Regions from separate parts of the Homo sapiens genome. Here region 1 is linked to region 2. A link is a loop called in an ENCODE intact Hi-C map of the cell type or tissue named here. Cell type or tissue: prostate gland. All regions are shown on one strand. Each heading gives the region's core, and the rest is flanking DNA. Links, peaks and the distances in the headings are about the cores only.

Region 1 (2,921 bases), core at 294-2,793, 150 kb after region 2:
ATATGATAATTTATCACATGTCACACAGATGGGCTCAAACCCTGGCTTCCCCTAATAGTGGCTATGAGGCTTGAGACAATCAGTCTCTCAGTTTCCATATCCTTTTATTTTATTATAGTAAAATATACATAACATAAAATTTATCATTTTAACCATTTTTTTTTCTTCTTTGAGATGGACTCTTGCTCTGTCGCCCAGGCTGGAGTGCAGTGGCGCGATCTCAGCTCACTGCAAGCTCCGCCTCCTGGGTTCACACCATTCTCCTGCCTCAGCCTCCCGAGTAGCAGGGACTACAGGTGTCCGCCACCACGCCCGGCTAATTTTTTTGTATTTTTAGTAGAGACGGGGTTTCACCGTGTTAGCCAGGATGGTCTCAATCTCCTGACCTCGTGATCCGCCCGCCTCGGCCTCCCAAAGTGCTGGGATTACAGGCTTGAGCCACTGCACCCAGCCCATTTTAACCATTTTTAAGTGTACGGTTCAGTAGCATTAAGAACATTCGCAATGTTGTACAACCATCATCACTATCCATTTCCAGAACTGGTTCATCATCCCAAGCAGAAACTCTGTGCCCATTGAATGATAACTTCCATTCCCCTCCATGTGGCCCCTGGTAATCACTACTCTACTTTCTGTCTCTATAAAACTTGCCTGTTCTAGGTACCTCATGTAAGTGGAATCATATAATATTTCTCCTTTTGTATATCGTTCATTTCATTTAGCATAATGTCTTAAGGTTCATCCATGTTGCAGCATGTATCAGAATTTCATTCCTTTCTAAGACTGAATAATCTTTCATTATATATATATATATATATCACATTTTCTTTATCCGTTCATCTATCAATGGACATTTCAGTTGTTTCCACCTTTTGGCTATTATGTTCATATCTGTTAAAGGGGATGTAATATCTATTTCACAGATTGTTGTGAGGGTAAGATAACCAGGAAAAGGCCTGGTATATAGTAGGTGCTCAGTTAATGCTATGTTTTTTTCTCCCTGGCATAAGTTATTTATTTATTTATTTATTTATTTATTTATTTTATTTATTTTTGAGATGGAGTCTTGCTCTATTGCCCAGGCTGGAGTGCAGTGGGGCAATCTCGGCTCACTGCAAGCTCCGCCTCCCGGGTTCACGCCATTCTCCTGCCTCAGCCTCCCAAGTAGCTGGGACTACAGGTGCCCGCCACCACGCCTGCCTAATTTTTTTGTATTTTTAGTAGAGACAGGGTTTCACCGTGTTAGCCAGGATGGTCTCGATCTCCTGACCTCGTGATCCACCCGCCTCGGGCTCCCAAAGTGCTGGGATTACAGGCTTGAGCCACCACGCCTGGCCAAAAGTTCTTATATTTCCTTTAAGGCCCAAGTAAAGGAGTGTGATGAAAGGGACCGGATAATTCTTTTCCTATTTCTGTGCCTCTTTTGATTTCTCTGTTATAACTTCTCTAATTAATGCTTGGCTCTTCAAATTATTTACGGGAGGAAGTATTCCAGAGGATATGGTCGGGTGTTGGGAGGGGGAGGTGGGGGAGATGGGCAGGATGAGGGTAGAAGACAGAAACAGACATCCAGTTAGTTATATGTTGCTAAGCCTAAGAATATTTGCTGGCTGAAGGATCTGTTAACTTTTTCCAAAACGGTAATAGTGCTTACTGCAGAGATAGCGATCTTTGAAACTTGACCCTCCTTATTGCAAAAGCCCCAAGTGTTCAGATCTGGGCCATCAGGACTGGAAAATGAAGATGTTTTACCTCACTTCATCCTTTTCTTCTTCTAGGGCAGCTACTTCATGCCAATATGCAGTAGGATAGGGCAAAAGGTTGTGTTTTTCTTCTGTAACTTAAAGGAAATAATGTATTTCAAAGGATCCTGAGAAAGACCATATTTATTCTTGAATTCTTGTGGAATGTAAGTGGTATAAGGGCTTCTGGGGAAGCCAACTGTAGTAAGTCCCTCTCTTTAGAAAGCAAATGTCTAGACAGCTGGAGGGACCTGTCTATCCAGGGTCATAAACAAGTTGGTTTAGAGTAGGGACTAAAATCTTGATCACTTTACATCTAGCTAAGTATGTTCTTTTGTGCCTTACAGATCAACTGGTGTAAAGCTGATTTTCCAAACTTCGAGTTTTAAGGGAAATGGATAGGATACTCTTTTTTAAAATTATTTTTATTATTTTATGACAGAGTCTTGCTCTGACGCCCAGGCTGGAGTGCAGTGGCGCAATCTAGGCTCACTGCAACCTCCACCTCCCCAGTTCAAGTGATTCTCGTGCTTCGGCCTCCCAAATAGCTGGGACTACAGAATCATGCTGCCACGCCCAGCTCATTTTTTTGTATCTTTAGTAGAGAGGGGGTTTCGCCATGTTGGCTAGGCTGGCCTGGAACTCCTGACATCAAGTGACCTGCCCGCCTTGGTCTCCCAAAATGCTGGGATTACAGGAGTGAGGCACTGCGCCTGGCCCAGGATACTCTTACTAAAGGGTTTCTGGAAGTTTCTTTTGGGAGCAGCACTCATTGAGTAACCGTCTACTCTGTGCAAAGCCCAATATTGAGCACTATGAAGGAGAAATGAAAGAAACAAAAGTCATGGAATAGGGACCCTGGAAAAAGGAAAAATGGATACCTGAAAATATTATGCGGGTTTATTTGGGTTGGGGTGATCACTGATAGATAGATGCAATGGATTGAAGGATGATCCCCCAAAAGACACGCCCATGTCCTTATCTCCAGAAACTGTGACTATTATTTTATGTTGTAAAATATTGAACATGACTTTATATGACATAAGATATGATTAAGTTAAATCTTGACAGTAGGAGTTTTTCCTGGAGTACCCAGATGGACCCTAAATGCAATCACAAGTATGAAGAGAGGCAGGAGAAGTTTTGAGAGAGAAGAAGAGGCAGCAGTATGACCAGGTA
Region 2 (2,921 bases), core at 249-2,748:
TACCTGGTGAGCTGTCTGCAGATACACAGCGTAGTGGGAGAGATACGCACGTGAAAGCAGCACAGGGCATGTAGCTAGCACTTGGTAAATATTAGTTTCCTTCCCCTTTCTGTGTGTAAGGCAAGTTGTACGAGCAAAGCATCCGCAGCTCAGAATGCAAAAATAGATCTCCATGTGGGGATGTGGCCTCTTTTCCCCAAGTGTGGACCAGATGTCAGGCCGCCTTGTGAGTACTCAAGGAATGTTACGGCTTCCTTCTTCAGGACTTCACTGCTTCTCTCCATATGGAGAAGGCTCCCTTTCCATGCACTTCCTGGATCTGAAAAACAAGAACAAGAAAGAGGATGGCTCTAAAGTCTCAGGAAATGGACCTTTCTATATCCTCCCTTTTAAAAAGCATTTGTATGTAGGTTTTTTAGGTCTTGCTGTCAAGTCGGATACACAGCTGTCATCTGTTATATCGGTGATTTAATAACATAATAAAAATTTATAGAGAACCACAAGCTCATGGATGTTTGTTTTGGAGTGCATTTATTCATCATTAGTATGGGTATTTTTAATCATTTACTGAGGGCCTAGCAAGGTGCTGGTAATTCAGAGATAAGGAAGATGTCATCCTTTAAACTTGAGAAGCTTATGAATGGCGAAGAGATATAATTAATTGTGAATGGAGTGTGGTAGATAGCATCAGGTTGTATATGAGGTAGAATCAGGAAAGCAAGAATGGCCAGCTCTGAATAGAGTGAGGAGGGAAGATGGGAGATGATCCTTGAGTTGTGTCTTGAAGAATGAGCAAAAATTATATTCATGGAAAGAAAGGATACAATATAAGTGACTTGTTGAGTTTTTCTTGGCTGATACTAAGAATGAATTTTCATTAAATATGCACCAGTAATTCACAGGAAATGATCAGGTCAGAATGTTATGGGACATTGGTCTGAAATATAATGAGAGGGGAAAAAAACAGAAAATTTAAAACGTTTATTTATGATGGCTAATATTCAGAGGGGCTAACTCCCTCCTGCCCAGATAAGGAGAACTTTGCCGCCTGGCAAGGGACCTGCGGCTCTGCACTGCCAGGGCAACAGAACCACACGTCTCAAACGTGGTGTTTAAAGAAGATGTTGGAAGGTTAGAGGCGGTGTAATGGATGGGATTTGACAGTTGCTGTGGCAACACACCCACTTCCAGAACATTAGTGTTAGTGGGAGGGCAGGCAAACTCGTGGTACTTGCCCTGGGCTGCCCTATGTCCCGTACCACCTGTTCTATGCCAAAGGTATGAACAAATTCAAAAGGACAAATGCCTCACATGGCTGATGGCTGCCTGCCTTTGTAGAACTGACCCTGGAATAAGATAAGAAGATGAGTAAATCAGAGAAAAGACAACAGGGAAATAGCGTGGAGGAGGAGGGGGAGGCCAGAGCAAGCAGTGTTAACTCCTTTCAGGTCAACATTTCCCAGGGTTATATTAGAATGTATTGACTAACTGGTAGATTTTTATGGGGAAAAAATGCATATGGCATCTGTGTGTCTAAAATGCCCTTGATAGAAGCAGTAGTGTAGAATGCTTTGGGGCATAAATAGTCCTTAGAGTAGCAAAAAGACAGGTTAATGCAAAATTGGTTGGACAGGTTTTGGTTGGAGGCCTGAGTGATTGCCTCCGGAGCACCACCTTCTGGGGAGTCATGGGTATGACATGGTGTGAATATTCCTGAGGTGTGGGTGGTTGGTTTCCTTACAAGGTAGGGTTTGCAAGCTCCTTACATCCACAGGGGCTGTTTCCTCTGGACCAGTCGTTCTCAATCTTGGCCTCACATGAGAATTACCAGTGATTTTTTTAAAAGAAATTTAAACATTTTATTACAAAATTAATATACGATTGTTGTAAAATAGGACTGTATAAAGAGTAACTTGAGTTCCCATATTCCATTTCCAGATTTAACTGTCCACAGTTTCTGCGTACTCTTCCAGACGTTCCCTTTGTGTTTATAAGCATTTATATACATATATATGGGGGTGGGTGTGTATATATTGTGTGTATGGAAATATGGAAATATATGTATATGCATACAATACATAGTGTTATGCATCTTGCCTTTTTCATTCAATATTTTTTGGAGATTTTTCCATATTAATACATATAGATCTGCCGGCTGCATAGAACCTATGATCTGGATATGCTATAATTTACTTAACAATGCCTCTAGGGATTTAGATTGTTTTCATCGTTGGATTCCATTCTTTGTACACTTGTGTGGTATATCTAAAGTTTTCATTCCTAGATGTGGAATTGCTGGATCAAAGTGTGTAGGCTCCAAAAGAATTGAACTAGTTCACACTCCCACTAAAAGTGTGTGAGAAAGCTGTTTCCTCTTCCATTCAAAAAAATTTTTTTTTTTTTTTACAGAGCCCAGGCCCCATTTTCAGATCTTCTGGGTGAGGTTGGAGGGGAGCTAAGTATCTGTACTTTTACAGAGCTCCACAGGTGAGGCTGATCTGTAACCAGGGTTGAGAACTTACATATGTTCTTATCTATGGCCTTAGATAGAGGGTGTAAAATTAGGAGACGCAGCTCCCACTGATGATGCCTGGGTCATGTCCTTTCAGATCCAAATTGCAAGATCTCCTTTAATGTGGTTAATTGGGAGAAATTGAATGACCCATTTCTTCTGAAATTTCTGTTAAACTGGAGGTCTTTATTTAGACAAATGTAAACATTAATCCATCTTTATTAAGATAATGTATGATTAAAGCAACAAGGTACCATCTAGGTTCTGTTTGATACTTTTCTTGTTATTCTGTAGTTATTTGTTCATAAACCATTTTTTCTTCTTATAGGCTTTCAAGGAAGAATTATCTAATTCCTTTTGGTGTGGCCTCAGATTTCATTAGCAGTAGGTAGAGTTTGTAGTTATTGAA

Evidence for each region. Hi-C counts contacts between places; a loop is a spot of excess contacts. Peaks named below come from ENCODE experiments on the same cell type or tissue, not always from the same donor. Only the 100,000 strongest peaks of a DNase experiment are listed, where the experiment ranks them.
Region 1: a loop joins it to region 2, with 2.3 times the contacts of the local background. A loop is called at or near these places in 2 of 110 quality-filtered maps.

What each region holds. Positions count from the first base shown.
Region 1 is chr17:55,447,236-55,450,156 of GRCh38, forward strand. SMIM36 (small integral membrane protein 36) reads right to left here. Exons shown (of 5, transcript NM_001395421.2): 5 at 2,621-2,921. Among named protein-coding and RNA genes, the nearest start is that of MMD, 27 kb to the left of the region's middle. In prostate gland, for the core only: no CTCF peak of the experiment used is centred there; a DNase peak (open chromatin) is centred at 1,686.
Region 2 is chr17:55,294,448-55,297,368 of GRCh38, forward strand. The region is part of intron 2 of HLF (HLF transcription factor, PAR bZIP family member); the gene reads left to right. Among named protein-coding and RNA genes, the nearest start is that of HLF, 31 kb to the left of the region's middle. RefSeq lists silencers at 1,521-1,815, 1,541-1,835. In prostate gland, for the core only: a CTCF peak has its summit at 1,673 (motif pointing left); a DNase peak (open chromatin) is centred at 1,684; H3K27ac peaks cover 470 bases.